Regions from separate parts of the Mus musculus genome. Here region 2 is linked to region 1. The links are chromatin loops, found by intact Hi-C in ENCODE. Cell type or tissue: left cerebral cortex. All regions are shown on one strand.

What was found. Peaks named below come from ENCODE experiments on the same cell type or tissue, not always from the same donor. Only the 100,000 strongest peaks of a DNase experiment are listed, where the experiment ranks them.
Region 2: a loop joins it to region 1, with 2.0 times the contacts of the local background. A loop is called at or near these places in 3 of 42 quality-filtered maps.

Annotation. Positions count from the first base shown.
Region 1 is chr1:91,175,319-91,183,318 of GRCm38, reverse strand. It overlaps Ramp1 (receptor (calcitonin) activity modifying protein 1), which reads right to left and starts at 3,497. Exons shown (of 3, transcript NM_016894.3): 1 at 3,179-3,497. The coding sequence starts at 3,230. In left cerebral cortex, a CTCF peak has its summit at 4,107 (motif pointing left); DNase peaks (open chromatin) are centred at 1,793, 2,452, 3,356, 4,074 and 1 more place; H3K4me3 peaks cover 3,002 bases; H3K27ac peaks cover 3,071 bases.
Region 2 is chr1:91,377,502-91,385,501 of GRCm38, reverse strand. It overlaps Ilkap (integrin-linked kinase-associated serine/threonine phosphatase 2C), which reads left to right. Exons shown (of 12, transcript NM_023343.3): 6 at 156-262; 7 at 844-937; 8 at 2,111-2,198; 9 at 3,530-3,651; 10 at 6,917-7,036. Among named protein-coding and RNA genes, the nearest start is that of Erfe, 15 kb to the right of the region's middle. In left cerebral cortex, CTCF peaks have their summits at 4,815 (motif pointing right) and 6,351; DNase peaks (open chromatin) are centred at 4,829 and 6,405.

The DNA.
Region 1 (8,000 bases):
AATTCTGCCATTATTGTTGTTGGTAACATTTTGAGTTTTGATATATTTTTTGAGACAAGGTCTCCTTATGTACTATGTAGTCCAAGCTGTCTGTTTTATAATCCATCTATCTCAGTCTCCTGACTGTTGAGATTATACATGGGAGCCACCATGCCCAGGTTAAGAACACTTTGACTATGTGGCTGGTTGTAGCAGATACAGAGGCGACCGAAGAGGGGCAGCTGCCTGGTTAAAATGGGGGCATTTCTCCACCTCGAACCATGGGCATTTGGGGACATGTCGCTCTTCACAGGAGTGGGGCATGTCCTGTGCTGTAGGGCACAGCTAAGGAGAGGTATTTACCAGGCTTCTAGCTGTCTTTTGTGTTGACACCATTTGATCTCCGAGATATGGGACGCATAGAAGGTTAGACACTTGGCTCAAACTTGATGGGTTCCTGGGGTGGATTCCAATTGGGGCTCAAGAGTTATGAGGAGCGCATCTGTTTCTCTCACTCCTCTCTCACAGGATGGAAAGCCTGTGGCTTGCAGGCTGCCCACTGGCAACTGGCACTCAGATCACCCTAAAAACTGACCCACCTTTTCCGGGGCTCCAGCAGAAAACTGACCGTGCAGCCTGCGAGCATCCCAGGGACCAGGCTTCAGCCAGAGCTCTAGTGAGGGTACAGCCTAGCAGGACACATGGAATCTCAGAAAGGAGGGGTGCGGCAGGGTGAGCCTTTGGGGAGCCACTCCCTGGCTCAGCACTTTCACTGGGATTCATACCACATGTGGCGTCCCTGTCACACACTCTCCCAGATGCCAGTTTGGATTTGAACAGAAACTATCAAACTGGTTAGTTCAGGGGTATGTGTGAGGAAATCACAGGAGACTTTTCCAAGGAGTCATTTGCCCCAAGTGAGGATTGCATCTAAAATGTTCCCCTATGTTACTGCAACCTAGCATGGGTAGAAAAACTGGTCTGCAGCCCTGGGCTGGACTGACAGTCTGAACACAGACCCAGCATGTATGCAGGGAAGCTGGACAAACACCAAAGAATCACTCTGTCTCCAAGCTCACACTGATGGCAAGTAAACACAGTGATTCAATTAGCAAGCTGGAGTCCCTGGATCTGGGCTCCACAACAAGAACCGTGTCCAGATAAAAACAGCAACACACCGACTTCCTGGGATGTCCGTTTCACTTGTAGTTTATATATAGTTCAACAAATAGTCCGGAGTCTCAAATCCCCAACCCCCCTTCTAGGTCCCCAGCATGACAGACAAGGAGAGCATGCGTTCCCCAGTACAGACGATCCAAGAGCTGATCCACTGCTGTGCCCAAGAGAAGTTTGCAAAAACAGCAGCTTGCAAAGCAGTCAAAGCTGTCCGAGCTGGCCTGCCTCGTACCCACAGCTCGCCTTTCCTGACAGCTCAGAGCCTTTTGATGGTTATGCATGAAAATGTTTTAAAGTGCACGTGGTCTCTCAGGAGATGCTTTGTAAACACAACAGCACACAGAGGAGAGTCAGCGGGAAGAGAAAAAGACGTATCTGCTGGGATTTCGGTAACTCTTAATAAAGCCAGCAGGTTGACTAAGAGAAGAACCAGCTGGTTTATAGAAGCGTCCCAGATCAAGATCTCACATCCTACAGATTACTATACTTTAAAGAAAAACAGAACTCTTTCTTCCACATAGCCATGCAAGATATCAAAGTCTATCTCCAAGGAGATCTGGCCAGTAGCAGGGCTCGTGAAGAACACTATGAGCTCAGTGATTCCGCTCATCACAGCTGGGTTCCCAAGTCATTAATTCACCGATAACCTCATAGAGTTGTGTTTGTTCTCCCAAGACATAACATCAGCCAGACTGCTCAGGGCTACGTCAAGAGCACAGGTCATTGGACTGAGAGCAGAGCCCTTTTCTTGGTAAACACAGGCGGTCCTTACATGTGGTCAAGCATAAGTGTTCTATTTACACAAGCCTTCCAGGGTGCAGACTCTGGTGCACTAGTAAAGAAACTTAATTTATTTGCTTATTCTTAAATAAAAGGGGGTGGGGGAGGGGCCCAACCAGCTCCCTGTGCTGCTAATGTTCATCTCTTAGGAAACTGAAGCTAAAATTTCACATCAAGCCAAAAGGATCTGAACATAGCCAAAGACAGCAACATTATTATAAGGTTTTGATTTTCACGCAAGTTTAGCCAACACATATAAGGGGCAAATCCACCTTTAGATTCTATTACACAGAAACAGATTTTTAAAGTGTAGATCTGGCACTCCCTGGCAAGGATTAAAAACAGGAGAGCTCTGCCCTGCAAACGGTAGGTGTCCAGTGCTGTTCCTGCCCAGTCACCGGGGACAGGCCACACTGCCCCAAGCTGCTTCCTTGGCTATAAACAGCACTAGTGGGCAGCCTTTGCCACCACCAGAGCCTGTGCAGCAGGTGCCTCTGACCAATACCATGGGTATGGGAAAAGACCACAAGAATCATCAAGCCACAGGCCCTTCCAGGGACACTGGACCGACTCTTTGTTTGCTTTCGTTAAAATGTAGCTATGTACCTGAATTATGTCCAAGAGGTATGACAGCCCCGGGTCCTGAGAACGTTACAGACAAGGGAACTGAGATGGGCAGTTTCTTGTTAGTCACCCCTGGGCTACAGTTTCTGATCAATCTAAAACAAAATCCCAAGCAAGTCTGCCACCTCTAATATTTATTAGCCACACACGCCAACAACAACCACCCTTCACCCCTAGCCTCCCACCCTCCGTGGAAATAATAGTCTCAACCAGCAACTGTTGTAGGTGAGAGTCAGGCTTCCAGTTGTCCTTAGTGTCCGGATCCCTAAGCTGTGGCTCTGGTTGAAGACTGCACATCTGTAAGCTGCTTCTGGCTCAGGGAGCTTGCATCAGTTTGGAGAACTGAAGTGCCGACAGGGGAACCCCGCGACCCTATCCCTCCCGGAAAGCAAGCTGCCCATTGTATGATCAAAAGTTGCTGATGCCTTCGGATGGCCCGCTGGATGATGTGCCCAAGCCACCTCGTCTCCGTGGCAGCGTAAGGTGGTGCAGCGCCCCCTCCCCCGCCCCCATCACCACTCTACTGTCTTGCCCAGACCCCATGCCCTGAGTAAGGTGCGTTCAGGTGCTGCCCTCCCGGCCCCAGGTCACCACCAACGCTGCAGCCCGGGCTACTCACCCAGCAGCAGCCAGAGGCCGCACCGCGGGAGGCCCCGCAGGCCCGGGGCCATGGCAAGCAGAGCCCCACCGTCCCAGCGCCTTGCCGAGCTCTGCGCCCGCTGGAGACGCGCCGGGGGCGGGAGCTAAGGAGAGACCGCGCCCGGCCCACTGCGGCTCCCACGCCCGCGGCTGTCGAGGGCGGAAGCTGGCGGGCGGCACCTGAGGCTGGAGCGCGGCTGGGACTAGAGGGGAGCCTCCTGGAATGTCTGCAGGGCCGGATGGGCTTGGAGGGTCTCCAGGTCCCCAAACTCAGCACCTCGCTCTGACGGCTGGGTTCCTCAGCTATCCTGTGGGCTCTGCAAACACCCCGTGGTCCCATCTCCTTTTCCCCGTGGGGTGCTGGAGTGGTGTGGCCAAAACCAGCCCTGACAACCAACGTCTGTAGGACAAGAAGTGGAACCTCAGGAAAGATGGTCAGTGGGAACAAGGCTCCTTGGAGGGACAAAGGTGTGCTTGACAGCAGGTGGTGACAAGCCAGGGTAGGGTAGCAGAGTCCATGAATACCGAATTTAGGGACAAAAGGAATTGCTAGGTAAAAAGGTGAGACTTCCGTTGGGGTTGGCTACTGGCCATGACTCTACACAGGATGGACCAGTAGTGGTAAGGGAGACTTGGGTGTGTGAATATGAGCAAGAAAGGCCATGTAACACCGGCAAGCTGAGAACCCTGGGGCAGATACCCCAAGTACAGGCTAGGCCTGACCTGGAGAGTCATGGATGCAGCAGCTCAGACTAACTGAGCAGGTCTGCACTCTGCACGCTGCAGGTGAGCAGACTATCACTGGCCCCATACACTGGCAGAGACTTCACTCAGGTTTACAATACTGGTGGGTGAGCAGCGTTCCTCACAGCAAGGGGAACAAGGCTAGAGGCTGCTGCCACCTTCTGGCCAAGCGCTCAGGACCCTTAACAGCAACCTGGTATTCATCCTGAACACAGGCCAAGCCGACATTTGGGGTTCATAAACCTATGTCTTGGGGACCCCACATGTCCTAAAGTCAAGGGGACATGGGGAAGGGAACACATTCTTTTGGCTTGGCTAGCCCTTCGTTTTGAACCTTATGAAGCCCTGCCAGGAGGCCAGCCTCCTTTCATGGACAGACATGGGAGTACGGGCAAGTCATGGCTGGAAAGCAGCTGAGCCCTGCCTCATTCAGTCCTTCCTTTCATGTCTGCAGCTCAGAATCTAGGCTGTGAGGCTCCCCAGTAATTGCCCTGAGTTTCTCCCAATTCACACAGAAAGGATGCAACTCGTTGACACCCGGCCTTAGTGTGGCTGCCCTAGGACTGCAGGTTGGCATCTTCAGTCTGTGAGATTTGCTCACTTCTAACTGGTCATCAGCAGCATTGGATCCCCTCTCACATGGGCATGTGCTGACACTGCGTTAAAAGACTGTCAGAGGGAGAGAGGCATTAAGGTAGAAGTCAGCAGGTCTACTTCTGTACAACACCTTCAGTGGATACAGTTCCCATTTATACACGGAAAAGTAACCAGACCTCAGCAATTGCCACAGTAGACAGTTCAGGGAGCCCTGAGAACAAGAAATCAAGGCAGCCTGGGGCTGCCTACTAAGTTTCCAGACTTCAGCAGGATGAGGGAAGCCATAGTCCAGAAACCAATCTAAGAAACAGAGAGAACGCCTCGGGAAGACATCTGAGAGAGGCAGAGGGCAGGCTTCACACTGTACGTAAGGACACTCCCTGAAGTGCACAGCAGCAGCAGCAGAGCATGTGCACACACAGTCTGGAGCAGCCCAGCTTCCGCTACCGTAGAGGGAAACAAACTGTGCTCAGAGCAGCTGAGAGCGAGCAGGACTAGCCTTAGGCATCAGAGGAAAAGAACCGCTGCTGTCCCAGGGCAGCCTGAAGGAGCGGGACAGCAAGAAGCGAGACCACACAGCATACGGCAACACGTAACCACCACAGCCACACAGGGCTATAAAAACAAAAGGACAAAGAATACTAGAACCATGACCCCACTTTGAGGGGCCTAACTTATGCAACTGTAGTCCCGGAGGAAGAGTGTGAAAGACACCCACAGGGCTACAAACCCAAGAATATCAATAACCCCCAGATAGAAAAAGACTGATCAGGAGAACTGCTGTTGGAGTTCGTCAAAAGACCTTTACTCACAAGGACCACAGAGACCGCCGCCATCGCTGCAAAACGCATGAGGATTTTTATTGATCCAACATGTTAGGGACTCCCCTCTTTCTTTCTTTCTTTCTTCCTTTCTTTCTTCCTTCCTTCCTTCCTTCCTTCCTTCCTTCCTTCCTTCCTTCCTTCCTTTCTTTCTTTCTTTCTTTCTTTCTTTCTTTCTTTCTTTCTTTCTTTCTTTCTTTCTTTCTTTCTGTTAGGGACGTAGGCCAGAGGAGAGACCCAGAACAAAGAAAGATCACACTTTTTATACCTTTGTAAGGGGCAGATTTGAGCAACAGGGTTCTCACTGGTGTAGCAAGTAACCCTTTCAGGCATTGGTTGGTTTGTATAGTAACTAAGTAACCCTTTGGCCTAGTCCCTCACTTTGCTTGCCCCCCATGGTGGGTTATTATGATTTGGTCAGCAAAGTAATAGTACATTAACGTCACAGCTATTAACGTCAGGGGAATTCTTGCAACAAAAGGTGGTTTGTGGTCTTTGTCGGAATTCCATGTGGGGTAGGGGGGCAAGAGAATTGCTAATCTTGTTATGGTTATTTCTCTGAGAACAGCTAATATTGTTTTGGTAGCTGTAAGCTTAGTCATTTTGACCACTAAAACTATGTTTTTACATTTGTTTAGTCAGCCAGCTTCCTTATCTGGCTCTGTACTTTGCCTGCTAGTTCAGTATGGAAAGTCCTTTTTGAAGGGGGAAGGTACTGGGTGGTCTTGAATTCATTTTGGGTATTACACTGCTAACACCAGTCACAGCAGTAACACAGTCCTCACCAGTAAGTAGCCAGAGGAAAGTGGCACAGGCAAACGGGGACATCTTCACGTGCAGCTGGCAAGAACACCAACTATTTTTAGTTTGCCATTCTCCACTGGACAATAGGAGGCTAGACTCGGGCCACTGTCACTGGGCCAGTTGTTCTAAAGCACAGCTGTTAGGTAAGGACTAACAGAAGGCACCTTGGAACAGTCAGCTTTAAGTATTAGTTTGTCAAGTCTCTCAAGGGAGCTGCTGTTAAAATCCAAATACTCAAGGCTTTCGAGCATCTTGGAACTTTACTCCCTCAAATGCACCCAAGGGAAAAACATGCAAAAAGCCCTCAAGAAGTGAACTGTCCATTTGACAGAAGATGATGTGTTCAGCAACACTGGGATAACTCAAGAGCTGTAAAGGAAAGGAGGGAATCGCAAGCTCTGGCTCTTTGTGGTCCAGCCCACCTTAAACCAGCTAAATGCTTGGCAGAAAACAGGGACAGACTGGAAGACAGGAGACAAGAGGCTGGTGTATGGGAGATATGGAAATAGAACTAAAGAATTAACATCTCAATGATCTAGAAATGAAGAGAAAACCAACACCCACAAACCATGGAGCTGAAAAAGGGAAAAGTCAGCTCTACCTAGACCTATCACAAACGACGAAGTGAAGTTTCACACATGGGATGGAAGGGACCCTACACACACACACACACACACACACACACACACACACACACACACACACAATTACAATTGCATATGTGGGCCAGGCGGTGGTGGCACATGTAAAATGTGTGCTTTTTATCTATTTTAATGTTTCATTTCCTATCAACAGTAATCAGTTCTCTTAACTCACTGCCTGCCCTCCTTCCAGTTTCTAGCCCAGCCCCTTCAAATGTTTCCCCCAATCCGTTGTTCCTCTCTCAGTTCCCCAGCAGTCTGCTTAAACACTCCTTTCTCTCAGTTCCAAACCAAAACAACTGTTGTAGCCTATCTACCCAGCTCAGCTCCTCCTGGCTCAACTGTCTCCTAACAATCTCATCTCTGGCTCAACTGTCTTCTCAGCTAGCCCAATGCTCTTTCTCAGCCTCGGCCTGCTTTTTTATATTCTTTCTCCTTCCCAGAAATTCAAGAAGCCACCAACACTGAAGGTCATGAGGGTCAAGTAGTTCAAACAGCTAAGAATTCTTAAAGGGCCAGTTTACGAGCAACTGGGAATCCTTGAAAGGGCCAGGCACACAGGATAAATCACACTATAGGGGCATACTTCTCATGCCAGTGCTTGGGAGGCAGAGGCAGGCGTATCTCTGTGAGTCCAAGGTCAGATGGTCTACAGAGCGAGTTACAGGACAGCCAAAGCTACACAGAGAAAACTTCTCTTGAAAAACCAAAACCGAAACAGAAACCAGAACAAACAAACAAACAAACAAACAAACAAACAAACGCCTATGTGACAGCATGTGCCTTTAATCCCAGAGCTCAAGAGGCAGAAGCAGGTGGATCTTTCCGAAGTCAAGGCCAGTCTGTTTTACATAATAAGTTCCAGGCTAGTGAGACCTTGTTTCCTACAAAGAAAAACAAACCCTCAAACAAACCAAACAAATGCTTGACAATATGATAAATATATCAATGCATAATTAAACTAGGGAACAGGAGACACTAATCTATGTCAGTTTAGAAGCTCTTTTATGTTTTGAAAGGCTAACAATGAAAGAGTTTTCAAATACTGTATGCCTATTTGCGTGTTTCTCCCAAGACAATGGTTTGAAGGCTGCAATGGTCTTGTGTACAGATGAGGACTGGACAGATAAGTGGCAGCGATGAGCCACGTTTACAGAAGAGACAGACATGCAAAGCATACACGATGCCAACGCCG
Region 2 (8,000 bases), 200 kb before region 1:
TCAGCACACCTGGGCAGGGGCACAAGGCTCTGTAATTGGAGGCCAGACTGGGCTAAATATGGAGCCCCCACCTCAAAACTCAGTAAAGCAAGCTTCAGTGAAGAGGTGTGTTCATTGTTTTAGGGATATAATTAACCTTTAATTCGTTCTTCTAGTACTCGGGTTTCATACTTTGCTGTGTTTGATGGACATGGAGGAATACGAGCCTCGAAATTTGCTGCACAGAATTTGCACCAGAACTTAATCAGGAAATTTCCTAAAGGTGAGACTGAGAACTGAACCTGTGGACGTTTGACTTGCTGTGCTGTTTGCATGGCCGAGTCTGTCGGACTGGGTGTTTTGCTTTGGCAGAACGTCGTTGATGGGTTTGGGGATGTTGCACAGTTGATAGTTTACCTGACTAGCATGCCTGAGGCCCTAGATTCAGTCCTCAGGACTACGTATACTGGGTATGATGGTTCATGAGGCAGATGAGCAGTTCAAAAATCATTTTCAGCTGCACAGTAAGTTTGAAGCCTGGCCTACATAAGTCTCTGTCACCAAAAAAGAAAGTCTTAGGCTTAGGTTCAGAAAGTCTGAGCTTAGGGTTCAGAAGAGGCTGTGTAAATAAAGCACCATTTCTTAGCTTGTTAAGTGTCTGGGATGTGGTTAAGTGTCTTGTCTGCCTCCACGCTGTGGAAACCAGTACATCGGAATTGCATGGCGCTCCTACAGGTGAGGAAGTAGATTGTTGACAAGGACATGCTTAGAAAATAGTTTATATGTGAAAACGACCAACAGAACCTGAGTGGGCAGCAGCCTTCTCCTCTTGAAAGATGACTCTGTTTGACCCTTCTCTACCAGGAGATATAATCAGTGTGGAGAAGACTGTAAAGAGGTGTCTGCTAGATACTTTTAAGCACACCGATGAAGAGTTCCTGAAACAGGCTTCAAGCCAGTGAGTATCTGCATGCAGAATGCTCAGTGCGTGGTGTTTTCCTGAGCAACCTCAGGTCTTGTGATGCTGTTTAGCACAATGCTTTCTGTCTCAGGAGTACCCAGCACCATGTGTGAGCTCTTACAACCATTAATTAAGGAGGATGTGGGGCCAGCGGGAAGCCAGTCAGGATGATTGCCACTAATTTTTATTCCCTGAGTTCAGTTCCAAAGGGTAAAATGAGATATTCCCTTCACACACATGCATGCTTACACACTGTGCACACACATACAATAATATTTTTTTAGGTAAATAAAATTTAAAAAGCAGAAAAAAATGCTTTTTAGAAAAATGTATGTTGGAGTTGTAGAGATGGATGGTTCAGTGGTTAAGAGCACAGGCTGCCTCTTCTAGAGGACCAGCACTCCCATAATGGCTCACAGTTTCCTGTAACTCCAGTTCCAAGGATTCTAATGGCCTCCTGGTCTCCAGGAGCAGCAGGTATGCACTTGAATACATGCAGACAAGACACTCGTACATTTTAAGAAGGGGAAAAAAAAGATGTGTGTATTTCTGCATCACATGGGCTATGTTAGGAAGAATTGTTTGGTGTTTGTTTTTAGTTTTGAGAGAGGGTTTCACTGTGTATCCTTGGCTGGCCTCAAACTTAAAAGTTTTGCCTGCCTCTGGAGTGAACCAAAGGTATGTGGCCCCTCTGTGCCCAAAATAAAGAGCTTTGTTTCTGCTTACTGTTCTGGACTTGAGGCACAGCTATAGGGCAGCCCAGTTAGTTCAGACCTTTGATTCGAGTGGCATACTATGGTAGCAGTGAGTCTCAGCATGTGTGTTCATGAGCCAGACAGCAAGAGACAGGGAAAATGAGCCCAAGCCCCACAATCCCTTTGAAGGACTTTGCAGTAAGATCCCACAGCTCCTTATGAGGAAACTTTCACAGTGACCTAAATCTCTCATAAGGCCCCATTTCCTAGAGGGCCACAGTATTTTCTAATAGTGTCACCATGGGATCCCAACCTTTGACATAGGAGCATCTGGGGACACTACCCATATCCAAACTATGGAGTAATACAGAGGATACAATCTGTTTTAGCCTGGCAGACTTGCTGTTTAGCTCTATAAATTAGTCTCTGGGCACTCGCCAGTAGTGGTGACTGCGTTTCTGATGTGTTTCCCCAGGAAGCCTGCCTGGAAAGACGGGTCCACTGCCACGTGTGTCCTGGCTGTGGACAACATCCTGTATATCGCCAACCTTGGAGATAGTCGGGTATGTGGCTCTGAGCCACCTGCTTAGGTGACAGCATGTCTTAAGGAGAGACCTTAAGCAAGTTAAAGTGTTGGTGGCTGGTTGGGCCTTCCCTTCTAGTGGGGTTTCTGCAAGGAGTGTTCCAGTGTACACCTGGGACAGACTCGGCAGCTGAGCAGGGCCGTCTGTTCTCCCCAGGGCAAGAGCTGGCTGGTTCACACCGAGATGCTGTCTCCCCTGCCAATAGGATTTCGGGGGTTTTTTGTTTTGGTTTGGTTTTGTTTTTTTGTTTTTTTGTTTTATTGGTTTGTTTGCTTGTTTTTTGTTTTGGTTTGTTTGCCATGCTATTAAATGACACTGGGGTTTAGAATGAAATCTGTGTGCAGGTAACTTAGATCCTCATTTTTATGACATAGTTGGTATTGAATGAAAGTATTAACTCCACCTTTCCAAGGGCTTTGACTGCAGAGTAGCTAGAGAGCCGTGAAAGGGAAGGCCAAGGCCAAGCACATCTGCAGCACGGGAGCCCAGGGACAGGTCAGGTGCTATAGGGAGTGGCCTTATGTTCAAGCATGCTGCTTTCCACCCAGTCCTGTGTCCTTCAGTTGCCAGTGACCACTCACTAAGCAGCCTCTACCACTCCTCCTCTGGTGCTTAGGGCTAGGACTCATCACTAGGAATGCAGCTGTAAACGGAGGTGACAGCCTGTCCTCAGGGAGCTTAGGTTCCTGGGAGCCTTGATAGACAAGTTCTAGTATATAAGTAAACAAGTATACAAGTAGAACTTGTTTAGAACAAGTTACTCAAACCAGAACAGGAGGGAAAATGTGTCACTCCACCTTCTCCCCCGTCCCCCCCAAATTCTTCATACCCAGACCCAGTATGAACCCTATGAACCCTGGTTCTTTATGTGACTTTAAGCAAATTACTCCTCTGGGTTTCAGTGTCCTCTGTGAAAGGGACACAGTAACCATGGCCGTGGGAGCAAACAGGGAGTGTGTGCTGTGCTTGCCTGTATCCTCAATTCTCAGAAAAGCTCACAGCCTTCTGACTTTGGCCATGGTATTTGTTAAATGCCTCCCATCTTTGTCACTAATGCCACCAACAATGGCCATTTGAGAGATTGGCTACAGTCAGCCAGCAAGGCTTATGACAGAATTGACACCAAAACTGGGGATTTCTCACCCTTAGAGTGAGAACAACTTTCCTATTTGCTATTTCTTTGATGCTGGATTCTCTGAGCTTCTGTATGTCAGCAAGCAACTGAATGTGAAATCATTGTAAGTCTCCCTTTGACTGAGTCCTAGATGCTGCTCACTGAATTCCATGGTTTGCGATCTCTGTCTTCCCAGGCAATCCTGTGTCGATATAATGAGGAAAGTCAGAAGCACGCAGCCTTAAGCCTCAGCAAAGAGCACAACCCAACTCAGTATGAAGAGCGCATGAGGATACAGAAAGCTGGAGGGAATGTCAGGTATCCAGGGCATTTATGGGGTCCCAGGAACTCAGCCTCCACACCATTGAGGATTAATGTGCATAGTAAGGTCCACTCTCAGGTCTGGCAGTGCATATGAATAACTTAGTTCATCTGTGTCACAGTAAAGGTAGAAAGTGTCTCCCTGGCTGAACAGAAAGACAAAACCTGTCTCAAGTGAGTACTTACCACTCAGCTATTTTCAGTGTGTCTGGGGAGCTTCTCTCATACTGTCCTTGCTTGGTTTTTGTACAGGGTCTCATCTAGCCCAGGCTGGCCTCACCTCAGTCTATAACCAAAGCTGGCCTTAAACTTGTAATTTTCCTGCCTCCAGCTCCTCACTTCTGGAATTATTGGCCTGCCTTAGCATACCCAGTTTATATATTGCGCTGTGGCACTGAAAGTCTCTAGTGGTTAGTAGACCAGGTTCAAAGCTAGGTATGGGAACACTTGCACTTTCAGGTACTTGGGAGGTTGAGACAGGAGAGTATTTGAGTTCAGGAGTTCAAGGTCCACCTGTGCAATGTGGTGAGGCACTCTCTCAAAAATTAGTTAATAAAGGGACGCCTTCAGAGTGTGCTGTTGCTGACACAGAGATTGCTGCTGTACCTCCTCAGTTCACTCACCGCTGTCTTCAAAGGTCATGTGACCAGAGTCGATCACTTGTGTGCCCAGAGGTGAAATGAGAACTTCATTCTTCCACTTCATGGACATTGCCTTCTAAATGTGACCCTGTTTTCTGGTTCTTTCTATAATTTGTCCTCAAGTTTTTTTTGTTCTGTTGGAGATAAAATGTTCAAAAATGTCCTTTTAGCTAAGCTGCTGGGGTGTTTGAACTTGAAGTCTGAAGGCTTTCTCTTCTCTAATGTATGAGAGCTGGGAGGCTTTGTGCATGGCTGCTGGGCATAGAGGGAGGCAGCCAGGTTACATGGGGTCACACAGGACGTGGCACCACAGTCTGTACACCAGCAGGTAACCTTTGGGTCATGATCAGAGGGGTCGCATATCAGATTTACATAATGGTTCATAACAGTATCAAAATTACAGTTATGAAGTACCAACAAAATAATTGCATGGTTGGGGGTCACCACAGCCTGAGGAACTGTACTAAAGGGTCATTAGGAAGGGTGAGAACCATTTCTACAGCACCTAGACGGTAGCCACAAGGGGGCAGCAGTGTGGTGTCCATTGACAAATGACGTAAGACTAGCCTGTTAGTAGAGTTCCTTACAATGAAGGCAGTGTGTAGCAGGGCTTCCTTTGGGCGTATGAAGAGATGTTTGCTTTTCTTTTACAAGGAATGGGCTAGCCTGGCAGGCTTTCTGAAGACAGTGACATTGCAGTACATCGGCATCGTGTACCTGGGACTGGGCTAAGTACTAGTGTCATGGTCCTTGGGGACCAGAGCTTATAGCTGTCTATACTGGTGTTCACACACTGGCTTTGGGCTTCTGCTGGTCTCCAGGGTGGAACATTCTTCCCCCTTTCCCACAGCTAAAGGAGTCAGTGGTCTCCTACTTCCTTCAGGAGTCAGGTGAGCCCCAGACCCAGGAAGAGCAGGAGGCTTAGCTTTTGAGAACTTGGAGTAGGAAGGCTCTGCTCATAGCTAAGATCTGAGCTGCAGAAGAGGTTCTCTCATGGCTCTTAAGTTTGGGGCTGCTTCCTATATGGGTGCTCCCAAGCCGAGCACTCTCACTGCTCCTGTTCAGCACTGCTCCTAGGCACTTCCATTACTCCAGTTCTGTTTAATAATTTGTATTCTAGAATGCTCTGTTTTCCCCAGGAAACAGCAGAAGTCTCTAGGGAGATCCACCCCATAATCAGCATCCAAACGCTGACACCATTGCATACCCTAGCAAGATTTTATCGAAAGGACCCAGATGTAGCTGTCTCTTGTGAGACTATGCCAGGGCCTAGCAAACACAGAAGTGGATGCTCACAGTCAGCTAATGGATGTATCACAGGGCTCCCAATGGAGGAGCTAGAGAAAGCACCCAAGGAGCTAAAGGGATCTGCAACCCTATAGGTGGAACAACATTATGAACTAACCAGTACCCCGGAGCTCTTGACTCTAGCTGCATATGTATCAAAAGATGGCCTAGTCGGCCATCACTGGAAAGAGAGGCCCTTTGGACACGCAAACTTTATATGCCCCAGTACAGGAGAACTCCAGGGCCAAAAAGGGGGAGTGGGTGGGTAGGGGAGTGGGGGTGGGTGGGTATGGGGGACTTTTGGTATAGCATTGGAAATGTAAATGAGCTAAATACCTAATAAAAAATGGAAAAAAAAAAGTCTCTAGGGATTAAAAAACATTCATTCAGGGTGACTGAACTGAGTCACTGGGGGTGACTGGAATTAAGGCTGCCTCCAGAACTGTAGCACCAGCCCAGGAGGAACTTCCTGTCCCACCTATATCTGTACAGCATCTCGTTAGTGACTTAGGAGCCTCAAGGATACTAAACCACCACACTGCTTTGGTATTTAGTAAGTCTTAAAAATGATGTCCTCAGAGCCCAGGGAGTCAATATGAGAGCCTGGGCTAGCATAGTTCTTGGGGCAGTGTAACTGTACACTGGTTCTCTGTGATCATAGTGTCTGCCTAAGGTACCTCTTCTATTTATAGGTCATCTGTTTTTTCCTTCACAGAAAAGTGTGAGAGAGATTATCATGAGTGAGATTGTAGCCCTACTGGTGTGAAAGTGCTTCAGCAGCTAGGAACTATAGCTTCAGATATCCTCTGAGCCTAGCTTCGACAGTTAGAGTGCTTACCACCCTCTTTCCTGCCACCCACACACAGGCTGTGTGCGTAGTCATTTAAGGGGCATAGACTCATACCATCTTGTTAGAATAACTGGGCATGGGAGGTTGGGGAAGGGGTATAGGCATTGCTGTGAGATTCACTGTTGAGTCCATCAACAGTTAGGTTGGATGGTGCCCATTGTTGCTGCTAGTGTATAGCTGTGTAGTCCTCATCCCCGAGGGGAGCAAGACCTGAATGACCTCGGTTTATGTCTGTGTCTCACTGGAGATAAAGAAATGTTGGTGGTGGTGGTGAGTGCCTTTGATCCAGCACTCGGGGCAGAGGCATGTGGATTTGAGAGGCCAGCCTGTGAGTTTTAGGATAGCCAGGACTACACAAAGAAACCATGTCTCAAACTAAACAAAAAGAAATGTCAGACTCAGCTATTGTAGACTCTCAGTTTCTGCTTTCAGGGACCTGTGAGGAGTTAAGTCTGACAGTCTGACGTTATTCCCTTCATTTTAGAGATGGGCGTGTCTTGGGCGTGCTGGAGGTATCGCGTTCCATTGGAGATGGGCAGTACAAGCGCTGTGGGGTCACATCTGTGCCTGATATCAGACGCTGCCAGCTGACCCCCAATGACAGGTAAAAGCAAACGGTCACCAAAAGTGTGGGTATACACATACAGGGGCTTGTTTCTCTTGCTGACTTTCCTCCAATCTGCGTTCAGCCTTTGCTGGGGGAAGTTGGGGAGGGGTATGCAGTATGCCTGGTCCTGTGGTACAGAGACAGACACCTGTGGGTTCTGGTTTCACGGGGTCCACGGTGGTCAGGAATCAATTGAGATGGATGCTTGCTTTATCACAGGAATGTAGGGGTTGTGCTAAGAGGCTTTAGAGGCATCCATTCCAGAGAGACTATCCAGACCATGTCCACTCATTCATGTATAGCGTGAAACAGCCAGGACTGTGGTGGCCAGGGGCTTGGTGGATGGAGAGGAAAGTGGGAAGAAGTTCTGGGGACAGACTGAGCAGGATCTGTGGGGTGGCCAAGGCATTTGGGTTTTAGCTTATAAATCAAGGCCTGAGTGACTGAGAAAAACTTCCTGTTGCAGGTAGATTGAGAGTAGCACAGGAAACCTAGCAAGACTGGCTGAGGGCAAGGTAACAGCCCTCTTGACCCCAACAGGGTGGGGTAAGCCTGAGCCAAACTGAGCAGAAGGAATGGAAGGAGCTCAGAGAAACAGGACTGAGCTGGAGCAGGGGCTGGTGGCAGAGCATAGAGGCCACACGGCAGCCTCCAGACCTGCTAGGAAGAGCCATGTTCTGACACCTACCTGCCTAGGCTACGTTGTCAGTTATCCTGGGATATTGGAGTGTGTTTCTGGAGGCCCCTTGTACGGTTATGGCATTCTCTGCCCTAGATTAGGACAGGCCATCTGCCTGGGGTCTTCTGTGCTCTCCTAGCATGGCACCTTAGGGACAACTATGACAGTAGCAGTATGTAGTGACAGTGCTGTGCTAAGCCCATGTCTGTGATTGACTATTCTGAGTCTGAAAAATACTGGAAAGAGTAGCCTGTCTAGACTTGTCCCCACCATGTCTCAACC